Regions from separate parts of the Homo sapiens genome. Here region 1 is linked to region 2. Evidence: chromatin contacts called from ENCODE Hi-C data. All regions are on one chromosome and are shown on one strand. Each heading gives the region's core, a stretch centred on a gene start or an enhancer-like site at or near the end of the contact. The rest is flanking DNA. Distances are from core to core; before and after follow the strand shown. Region 1 holds the start of AICDA (activation induced cytidine deaminase). Region 2 has its middle 13 kb from the start of CD27.

Region 1 (5,751 bases), core at 1,795-4,294, 2.2 Mb after region 2:
ATTTGGATAGTCTCTACTTTGGGGTTTTGTGAATAAAGGTACTATGAACATTCACGTACCAGTCTTTGTGTGGATATACATTGAGAATTGATATTTTAATAATGTAGTGCAGGTGACAGACCCTGACTTTAAAAGTTAAATACCAAAATATCAGCCTAACTAAGTAGCTCATCTAGGACAACAGCTCTTTGTAGTTGTTTCCATTTATTTTTAATTTTTCTTCTTATTTTTTTGAGGCAAGGTCTGGTCCTGTCACCCAGGCTGGAGTGCAGTGGCGCAAGCACTGCTCAGTGCAGCCTTGACCTCCTGGGCTCCAACGATTCTCCTGCCTCAGCCCCCTAGTAGCTGGGACCACAGGCACATGCCACCATGCCCGGCTAATTTTTGTTATAGAAACAGCGTTTTGCCATGTTGCTCAGGCTGGTCTTGAACTCCAGGGCTCAAGCGATCCACCCACCTCAGCCTCCCAGAGTGCTGGGATTACAGGCGTGAGCCACCACACCTGGCTGTCTGTTTCACTTTAAATGTCTCCCCTCACGTACATGAAGCTTACTGGAAAGCACTTTAAACTTTAGGCAGCAAACTAGATTTATTGCCAGTATACACATTACATAAGGTAAAAATTAGCCATATTATTTTAAAATTTAAAATGCATATTTTAATCTAAATGGATCCTAGGCCAGATGCAGTGGCTCATGACTGTATCCCAACACTTTGGGAGGCCAAGGCAGGAGGATTGCTTGAGCCCAGGAGTTCAAGACTGCAGAAAGCTATGATTGCACCACTGCACTCCAGCCTGGGTAACAGGGTGAGATTGTCTTTTAAAAAATCAAAAACATAAAAAACATAAAATGAATACTAAAAAAGATCCAATAATAATTAGCTTTATTTTAAAAGGATAATAATTTTTATGGTAATTACCATAGTACCAACCACCATTACTATTACTATATTAGCATATAATAACCCTTTGTATATATAAGCTCAACACATAATAGGTGCTTAATAAGTACAGAAGAAAAGAAATTCTCTCTTTGAGGCCCAGTGTTAAACAGATTAAGCATCATCTCTTACCAATAAATCCCTCTTATATTAACTTACCCTCCTGGGCTGTGTAGATGAGAAAGGCAGAGGAATCTACATCTTTTTACATGCACCTTGGTTGGCGGGGTGTGTGTTTGTGTGTGTGTGTGTGTGTGTGTGTGTGTGTGTGTGTGTGTGTGTGGAGAGAGAGAGAGCCTTATCATAAGGAAGAAAAAGTGTCCTGGAAGTATAGATAAGAAGGATGTGGCATAGATAAAGGACTTTGGGTGGATTTTTGGGTCCTACTCTACATGAAAATACAATAAGCCTACACTGTTTCTGTCACATGTTACCAGTCAGAGTGAAATGAATTGCGTGATCCTGACCTGCTAGTTAACTTTGTTGATCCATTACTTCCCTTCTCTGGTTAGGGGCCTGTTTCCAGCTCCCTGTTCTCGTCATTTCTGTCCTGAGTAGGAAGGACTTTACCGAGGGAGTGTTTCAGGCTTGCAGGCTGACAGCTGCTCTGGACAGCTGTGCTCCCTGAGGCAGAACCCTAGCTGCATCCCCAGCCGTGCAAACCAGAAACAAGCGGGTTAAAAATAATCCTGACCAAGTCATTTTGCCATCACTAATGAGCTCTACAGATACTGTCCTCCTTAATGATAATATATTTCCCTTCTGTCCTGTTGAATTTCATCTTTTCTCCTTTTCTGTCTTTCTCTGAATTTCAACTGCTGATTTTACCTTTGCTTTCCATTTTACTTTGAACAAGTATTTCCAATGGACCCTTCACAAGGACCTATAGCTCAGACTTGTTTTCAAAATCTCAGTGTAAACTGAGGAGACATTTGACATTGTCTGACCTCAAGAAAATTTTCTGAAGAACATTAAATCCTCCATTAAAAATCTTTATTCTGTATATTGGATGTGATGGCTCATGTCTATAATTCCAGCACTTTAGGAGGCCCAGGCAGGAGGATCGCTTGGGCCAGGACTTAGAGACCAGCCTCGGCTGGGCTAAGACCCTGTCTCTACAAAAAAATATATTTTTAAAAAATCTTTATTCTGTAATGTAAGTTCTTTATAAAGGAGTTAAATTGAGGTAAAGTATAAGGATTAGGTGTTATTCTCATACATCCATAGTAATCATAAATGTAGGAATAGAATAAGTTCTATGACAATAACCTATCAAAAACTGCACATAAAGACATTATGAGGACCTTAACCAAATTCACACCTAAGAGGTAAGTTAAGCTACGTCTGAACAAATGGAAAGATTAGTTAATAGTAAAAGTGCCATTAACTGCCTAACAATTGGGCCTTTAACATTAAATAACTTGCTTGAATGAATTTGTCTCCTTATAATGGACACAATCATAGTGACTTTCAAGCAATTAATTTAGAATGCTTGGCATTTCTAAAATTACAAATTTTCTTACTATAGCTAAATTATTTCAGTAACGCCTCCCTAGGAAAGTGTGTCTTCAAGTTGTTTTACTGTTGAATATTTACAAAATTATTACGAAAATTAGCACTACCGTTTTTAGTACAGTACTGCTATTACCTTTTCATGATTTGAGTCTCTAAAGATTTGCTATGTTAATATTATTACCATAAATTAGTTTCAACCATGGTACAAATCTCAGGACGAATCAGTACATTGTACGCACTACTTCTTTTGCCACATGAAAAAGAGGGAAATCAAGAGAAGTCTGAAACAGAAAGAATTGGGCTGACAGCGTATAAGATCTGAATAGAAGAAAAGGAGACAGATCAAAAAATATATATGCATATTGATCAAGCTGATCTTATCAGTCAGACAGTTACATGAGAGAAAGGGATAGCTACCAGTCTCATTACTCAGATTTGCTCTGAGAGGAAGGCCAGTGCAATCACCCACGAGAAGACTGCCTCTTTACCTGTCCATAGTGGTGTCCAGAGTGTCTTCTTGCCTCCCTGCAAGTCTCAGGCCAGAAAAATCTCACTTCAATTAATGATGGTTCTCTGTCTTAGTCTGACAGTGCATTGGCCCTTCACATTCAAATTTGAGCTTGCCCTTTTGGGCTCCTCCCCTGACAGCATCACCCCCACCAGGTACCCCAACGGCCTTGCTCCTGATTTGGATCCAGTGAAGATGGGTGGGTGGGGCTGTCATAGGCAGAGTCACACAGGTTAAACCATTGAGGGCAGCTCTGCTTTAATGTTTAGGTTCCTTTGGGGCTGCTGCTCTAAAAGCCCAGTCCATGCTCCATAGCTAGCAAAGATCAGGAGGCAGTAACAGTAGACACTTCAATTATAATCATGATAACACAAAATAAAAGCACAATGAGAATAGTAATATTTATGTAAATACCTTAAAGAGCATTTAAATAGCTTCTTGGGTTATTGTGTTGAAGAGCCTCAGATAGCCTCTAATTCCCCCATATTCCCACAGTCTCTCTGAACCTCAGTACAGACAGGCACTAGCAGCTCCTGCTTTGCAGTTAAGCAAATGAACTCAGTTATATAGAATTTAGAACACAAAAATTTTGCCTCCCAAACCATGGATTTTTTTCTTTCTGATTGCATTACAAGAATTGCTTGAAGACTAGATATTTACACCAAAGAGTGATTTTTGCATGAGCCATCTTTTTTAGAAAAAAAAAAAATCCTTAATTTGGAGTCAGAAGCAGCAGCAGTCCCCCAAAATACAAAAATGCTTGTTTCACCAGACAGATTCAGTGTCTAACTGGCTGCACTGAATTTGGAAAACAGGCTAAGATCTTCAAATAAAAGACTTTAATTTTGTGCTCTCATAGAACTTGGTCTATTAAAGATTTTATTTCTCTCTCCTACTGTAGCCCATATGCATTCTATTTATTCACTGAGTAGATACTTCATGCCTACTGTTAATGGAAACTATGCCAGGTGCTAGGGATGCAATGCTAAGCAATGCAGCTAGGGTCTCTGCTCTCTTCCTGCCTCAAGCCTTTGATACCATCTATACCTTGATGATTTTCAAATCAATAGCCCTAGCTTGGACCATGTATTCGTCTGTTCTCACACTGCTAATAAAGACATGCCTGAGACTGGGTAATTTATAAAGGAAAGAGGTTTAGTTGACTCACAGTTCCACATGGCTGGGGAGGCCTCACAATCATGGCAGAAGAGCAAGGGACATCTTACATGGTGGTAGGCAAGAGAGAGCTCACGCAGGGGGAAATCCCTTTATAAAACCATCAGATCTTGTGAGACTTATTCACTATCATGAGAACAGCATGGGAAAGACCCACCCCCATTGTTCAACTACCTCCCACTGGGTCCCTCCCATGACATGTGGGAATTGTGGGAACTACAATTCAAGATGAGATTTGGGTGGGGACACAGGCAAATCTATCAGACCACTTCTTGAAACTCAAGACAAGTGTATCCAGCTTCCCTCTCAGAATCTCCATTTGGATGTCTGAGCACCTCCAGCCTGTCTAAAACAGAACCCCTGTTCTCTGCCTTACCTACTCTTCTTGCCGTCTTTCCCATCTCAATAAACAGCAGTATTCTTCCAATTGCTTGGCAAAACCTGGGCAGAGTGTCTCTCAGCTCCTCTCTTTCTTTTAAATTCCATGCACACTCCATTAGCAAATCCTGTTATCTCTGCTTCCAGAATATAGCCACAAACTGACCACTTCTCACTACCTCCAGGTCCAAGCAACCTGGATTATTGCATTTTGCTTCCCAACTGGCCTTCCTGCCTCCCCCTTCTTCGATTACAGTCTGTTCTCCACATGGCAACTAGAGTATTCCTTCTGGAATATTTAAGGTCATGTCACTCCCCTGTCATAACCCTCCATGGCTTCCCATTCTCTCAGTATAGGCCAGCAGCCTGAGATGGCCCACAAGCCCCTCTACCGTCTGCTCTGCTTCACCCCTCTGGCTGCATCTCCTTCCACTCTCTCCCTTGCTCACGCAAAGAGCGCACACTCCTTCCTCTGCCCTTGAGGTCCCTCTGCTGAAATGTTATTTTTTGTGTATGGTTGTGGCTTACACCATCATATATTTTATGTCCTTATTCAAATACTGTCCGGTATTTGAGATTTGTCCTAGTCACCATATCTAAAATGTCAACAAAATCTCACCATTCTGACACTCCCTTGCCTCCATCCCCTAAATTATTTTTCTCTTTAGCACTTATCACTTAAAATACACTCCTAAGTAAACTAAAGACAAGTAAAATAATCTGTTTAAATTATTTTTTAATTAGCCATGAGATTCAAAATAATAATTATAATTATTTCTAATAATTATGTAATAATAATAATTATTATTTTGAGGAGGGTCTCTCTCTGTCACCCAGGCTGCACTACAGTGACATGAACATGGCTCACTGCAGGCCTTGACCTCCTGGGCTCAAGTGACACTCCTGCCTCAGCCTCCCGAGGAGCTGAGACTACAGGAATGTGCCACCACACCCAGCTCATTTTTGTATTTTTCTTTAGAGACGAGGCCTTTCCATGTTGACCAGGCTGGTGTCGAACTCCTGGGGTCAAGTGATCTGCCCATATCAGCCTTCCAAAGTGCTGGGATTACAGGCGTGAGCCACTGCACCTGGCCTTGTCTAAATTATTATTGCTGAAAAAATTCCTCAGGGCACCAGCAAGATAGTAGACGGTAGTTGCCTTTGGCACTCTCAGTTTTATAGGACAGTTGGTCAAGGAGCAGAATGGAGACTCCTAATTCATCTGCAGCGTC
Region 2 (5,571 bases), core at 144-2,643:
GCCACCATGCCCGGCCCAAAATGTGAAATTTTTATGCATCAAAGGGCACTATTAAGAAGGTAAAAAGACAACCCACAGTATGGGATAAATTTTTTTTTTTTTTTTTCTGAGACGGAGTCTCGCTCTATCGCCCAGGCTGGAGTTCAGTTGTGCGATCTCGGCTCACTGCAAACTCTGCCTCCCGGGTTCCACACCATGCTCCTGCCTCAGCCTCCCGAGTAGCTGGGACTACAGGCGCCCGCCACAACGCCTGGCTAAATTTTTTTTTTTTTTTTTTTTAATTTTTAGTAGAGACGGGGTTTCACTGTGTTAGCCAGGATGGTCTCGATCTCCTGACCTCGTGATCTGCCCGCCTCGGCCTCCCAAAGTGCTGGAATTACAGGTGTGAGCCCCCGCCCCGGGCCAGAGAAAATATTTTCAAATCACTTATCTAGTAAGGTCTAGAATTCATAATATCAAAAAGAAAAAAAAAAAAACTCTTGCAACTCAGCAACAAAAGACACAAATAATTTAATTTAAACACGGGCAAAGGACTTGAACAGACATTTCTCCAAAGAAAATATACAAATGGCGATGAGCACATAAGAAGATTCTCAACATCATTAGTCTTAGTGAAATACAAATCAAAACCACAATAAGATACCACTTCACACCAACTAGGGTAGTTATAACTTTTTCAAAAATAGAAATGTATCTGTGATATTTGCACATCTTTGTGAATATAGTAAAAGCACTGAATTGCACATTTTTAAATGATGAAAATGATTCATTTTATCTCAGTAAAAGTCTAGCCACTGAATTGTACATTTTTAAATTATTAAAATGATTCATTTCATCTCAGTAAAAGTCAACAGGCACCAGGGATCCCTTCAGTTTGGGCTGGAGGTCAGTGCAGTTTGGGGGGTCATCAAATGCTGAAGCAGAAGGAGTTTAGGGGTCACGCAAGTCCCAGCTGCCGTGTGACAAGTGAGGTAAAGGACACACCCTCTGTGGAGGTCTGAAGTCCCCTGACATTAGTAAGGGAGGGACAGCAGAGATCTCCCCTGTCACCACGAGGCTTTTTTCAGCCCCCAGGGCAGATGGCAAGTGTATACCATGTTTGGCACCCCTGTGATTGGCAGAGGCAATGCAGGTTGGGTCTGGAGGACAAGATTGCTGTGGGGGAGAGCCAAGGGTGGACTTCAGAACACTGGTGGTGACATAAGGGTAAAAAGGCCTTGGTCACAAAAGAGGAAACACAAACAGCGCGATCATGGAAAGACGCTCAGCCTCCCCGGGAATGGGAAGAGTGCACACTGAAACAATGAGACAGCACTTTCCTCCAATGAGATGCTCAAAAACAGTTTGCTAATACGAAAGCCTGGCAGGACGTGAGGAAATATGTGCTATCATTCCACTGCTGGTGGGAGTGTGAATTGGTAGGGCCACTCTGGAGGGCAACTCGCCAGCATCTGTTAAAGTGAAAAATGTGCACACCCTGTGACTCAGCGATTCCGATGCCCCGCACTTATTCTAGAGAGACACTCCCACATGCACAGCGAAGTATGAGATGTTTATGCAACACCACTTACGATAGTGCATTGTTGGGAACAACCTAAGTATTCGGGAACCAGGAGAATGGCTAAAAAGCCTCTGCACATCCATTCTCTATTTAACGAAACGAGTAGTTCTAGAAGTATAAAATGAAATGATCTCCAAGACATATAACTGGATTAAAAGCACGAAAAGCAAATCGTAGGATACATACTGTATATCATTTATGGAAAGAACAAAACAAACACAAAAATACAACTGTGCTGGGGCCGATGGACAATTGTGCCTGGCAGGCTGAGTCATGAGGCCAGTTAACAAGCCTTTCTCTATCTGCAAAAAGAAGTACTTTAGAAAAGCAATATAAGAAGAACATGGACCAGGGGCAGTGGTTCATGCCTGTAATCTCAGCACTTTGAGAGGCTGGGGTGGAAGGATTTCTTGAGGCCAGGAATTTGAGACCAGCCTGAGAAACATAAAGAGACCCAGTCTCTACATAAAATTAAAAATCAGTCAGGCGTGGTAGTGTGCACCTCTGGTCCTAGATACTCTGGAGGCTGAGGTAGAAAGATCTCTTGAGCCCAGGAATTCGAGGCTACAGTGAGCCATGATTGTGCCACTGCACTCCAGCCTGGGTGAGTAAGCAAGGCTGTCTCTAAAACACAAAAAGAAGAAGAACATGGAACTGCCAGACTTGGGCTATTTCATTTCCCAGAGATAATTTTTTACCGAGTGGAGAGAAAATGGGTGGTTTGTTCCTTAGGCTCTATTTCTTGCTCTGTGCTAGAATTATCGCAGCTTTGTGTAAGATTTCCTTCAGCAAATATAGGTAGCCTGCGATGCCCCAAATAAGAAAGGAAAAGACAAAGTCAGATGTTACTGCTGTCGGTCATCTCAGGTATGAAAAAGAGAGGCAGGCCCCTTGCCAGGGAGAAGGAACAACCAGATGCTGTCCATGAGGCACTCTCCTACCTCTCCTAAGACAGGGGTCGCCCTTGCTCTGAAAAATTCAAGCAGAGAATCCTCAGGAGGAGTGGGGCCAAGAAATCAGAGTAAGAAATATTTGATTATTGCTTAATAACATTTTAAGTAGAAAATAAAATAATTTTTTAAAACAGGCTGGCCGGGCGTGGTGGCTCACGCCTGTAATCCCAGCACTTTGGGAGGCTGAGGCAGGTGGATCACGAGGTCAGGAGATCGAGACCATCCTGGCCAACATAGCAAAACCCCATCTCTACTAAAAATACAAAAATTAGCTGGGCATGGTGGCATGCACCTGTAATTCCAGCTACTCGGGAGGTTGATGCAGGAGAATCGCTTGAACCTGGGAGGCGGAGGTTGCGGTGAGGCAAGATCATGCTATTGCACTCCAACCTGGTGACAGAGCGAGACTCTGTCTCAAAACAAAAACAAAAACAAACAAACAAACAAACAGGCCGGGCATAGTGGCTTACGCCTATAATCCCAGCACTTCAGGAGGCCGAGATGGGCGGATCACCTGAGGTCAGGAGTTCAAGACCAGCCTGACCAACATGGTGAAACCCTATGTCTACTAAAATATAAAAATTAGCCAGATGTGGTGGGGGGCGCCTATAATCTCAGCTACTCGGGAGGCTGAGATGGGAGAATTGCTTGAACCCAGGAGGTGAAGGTTGCAGTGAGCCGAGATCATGCCATTGCACTCCAGCCTGGACAACAAGAGCGAGACTCCACCTCAAAAAATAAGAAGGAAAGAAAATAATTTTTAAAAACATAAACATATGCCTACCACAGTGGCTCATGCCTGTAATCTCAGCACTGTGGGAGGCTGAGACAGCTGGATCAATTGAGGTCAGGAGTTCAAGACCAGCCTGGCCAACATGGTGAAACCCCATCTCTACTAAAAATACAAAAATTAGCCGGGTGTGCACACCTGTGGTCCCAGCTGCTTGGGTGGCTGAGGCAGGAGAATCACTTGAACCCAGGAGGTGGAGACTGCAGTGAGCTGAGAATGTGCCACTGCACTCCAGCCTTGGCAACAGAGACTCTGTCAAAAAACAAAAACAAAAACAAAAAACAAAAAACACCCACAACAACACACATAACTTTTTTGTCTAGGAAAGTTCTGGAAGAATACTCAATAATCTGAAAACAGTGCCTACACTAAGGAGGTAGGGAGAGGACCAGGGATTGGGGGAGGAGATTGATCAAAGGGAACCTGAGTCTTCTCTATAATTTTCCATTTTTTTTCATTTTCACCTCCAATTTTTAAAATATAATTTGTACTTTTTATTGTGAACTAAGATATGTAAAATAGTACATAAAAATAACACATTGAAAACCCACGTTCAGATCAGAAGATTAGTAGAACCTTCGAAGCGCCCTGATCACACCTTCCCTCCTCACCGGGGGAAGCAGCTCTGGCTTGTGTCTATCACTTCCTCACTTTCCTTTCTAGTTCTACCATCTGTGTGCACCCTGAACAGCAAACTGCTTCATTTTGCCTGTTTTTGAACTTTATAAATGGAATCGTATGTACTTTTCTATGCCTTGCTTCTGTGTGTTTGTGCACTATCACTTAACATGTTTTTCTATCTATTTATTTATTTATATTGTGGTAAAATATACATAAAATTTACCATTTAAACTATTTTTAAATGTATAATTCAGGGGGCATGAAGTACATTCACGATGTACAATATTATATTTTTGACATTCATGCAAATTAATCTACATGGCTACATGCAGGTGGTTCATATTCATTCCTCTAAAGCATTCCATTGGGTGAATATACAACAATTTATTATCCAACTACCGTTCTCTCCTTCCTTCCTCCCTCCTTCCCTCCCTTCTTTTCCTCCTTTCTTTCTTTCTCTTTCTTTCTTTCTTCCTTTCTTTCTTTCTTTCTCTTTCTTTTTCCTTCCTTCCTTCCTTCCTTCCTCCCTTCCTCCCTTCTCCTTTCTTTTCTTCCTTTCTTTTGCAGTGGCGCGATCTCGGCTCATTGCAACCTCCGCCTCTCAGGTTCAAGCTATTCTTATGCCTCAGCCTCCAGAGTAGCTGGGACTACAGGCATGTGCCACCACGCCCGGCTAATTTTTGTATTTTTAGTAGAGATGGGGGTTTGCCGTGTAGCCCAAGCTGGTCTCAAACTCCTGGGCTCAAGCCATCTGCCCGCCTCCATCTCTCAAAGTGCTGGGATTACAGGTGTGAGACACCACAGCAGCTTGCTTGCTTGCTTGCTTTTTCTTTTGGAATTACAAACAGTAGTGCTTGAATATTTTTGCATATGTCTCCTGGGGCACAGGTACAAGCACTCTTAGTGCATTTACCTACTGATGAAAATGATGGATTTTGCTGGTTTAATTTTTTATAAGGAGGTGATATGAATATTGCTTTTATAATTAAATTTCAATTTTAAAAAAGAAGAGAAAGCAGTTGGGATGGGCTCATAGAGTGAAAGGGCAGGGAACGGTCTATGAGACCAGAAGAAGACAGGCAGGAAGGGCGGCTGAGCCATGCCTGCAGGCTGAGCATGGAAGGTACTGTGAGTACACAGTCAGATCGGCACAGGAAATGAGCACCTTTGAGGCGTCCACTCTGTAGGGGCTCGTCAACAGTAGACTGGGGTTCAGGAGACCTGGGTTCTCTCCCAGCTCTGCCACACAGGGAAAGTCATTTCACCTCTGCACCCCACGGTTCTGATAGCTGTAGAGTGAGAGGGTAAAGCCGAAGGTTGGAATCATTTTCCAGCCCTGCTGGCTTGAAATCCTAAGCTGGCTGGAGCAGTAAGATGGGGGCTCCCCATAGGCCCACAGGACCTTCTACCTAGAAGCCAGGAGGAGGGGACAGGAGCCCAGATAGGAAAGAACTCTGTCTCTCCAAGACCCAAAAAATGACTAAAAGTAATGACTGGGCCTCACCCCAGTAAGTCAGTAGTGGTGGTGCGGTGGTTAACAGCCAGCTCTCGGAGTGGGAAGCCCTTGATCTATGGCGTTTGCTGATGTATGTGGTTGTAAGTATTCCTACTATGGCCAGCTGGCCAATTTCAAGCTACCAACGAGT

The links. A loop is a pair of places that touch in the nucleus more often than their neighbours do. Pooled maps may share reads with other maps.
Region 1: a loop to region 2 is called in a pooled map, with 2.5 times the contacts of the local background. The contact joins the promoter of AICDA here to the enhancer-like site in region 2. A Hi-C loop is called at or near these places in 2 of 37 single-sample maps with no recorded cell type and 2 of 50 pooled maps.

The regions. Positions count from the first base shown.
Region 1 is chr12:8,609,815-8,615,565 of GRCh38, forward strand. It overlaps AICDA (activation induced cytidine deaminase), which reads right to left and starts at 3,045. Exons shown (of 5, transcript NM_020661.4): 1 at 2,946-3,045. The coding sequence starts at 2,953.
Region 2 is chr12:6,429,263-6,434,833 of GRCh38, forward strand. No RefSeq gene overlaps it. Among named protein-coding and RNA genes, the nearest start is that of CD27, 13 kb to the right of the region's middle. RefSeq lists an enhancer at 5,146-5,571. Within about 2 kb of position 1,394, at least 31 of the 41 ENCODE cell types and tissues checked have a DNase peak (open chromatin) inside an H3K27ac peak, as active enhancers do.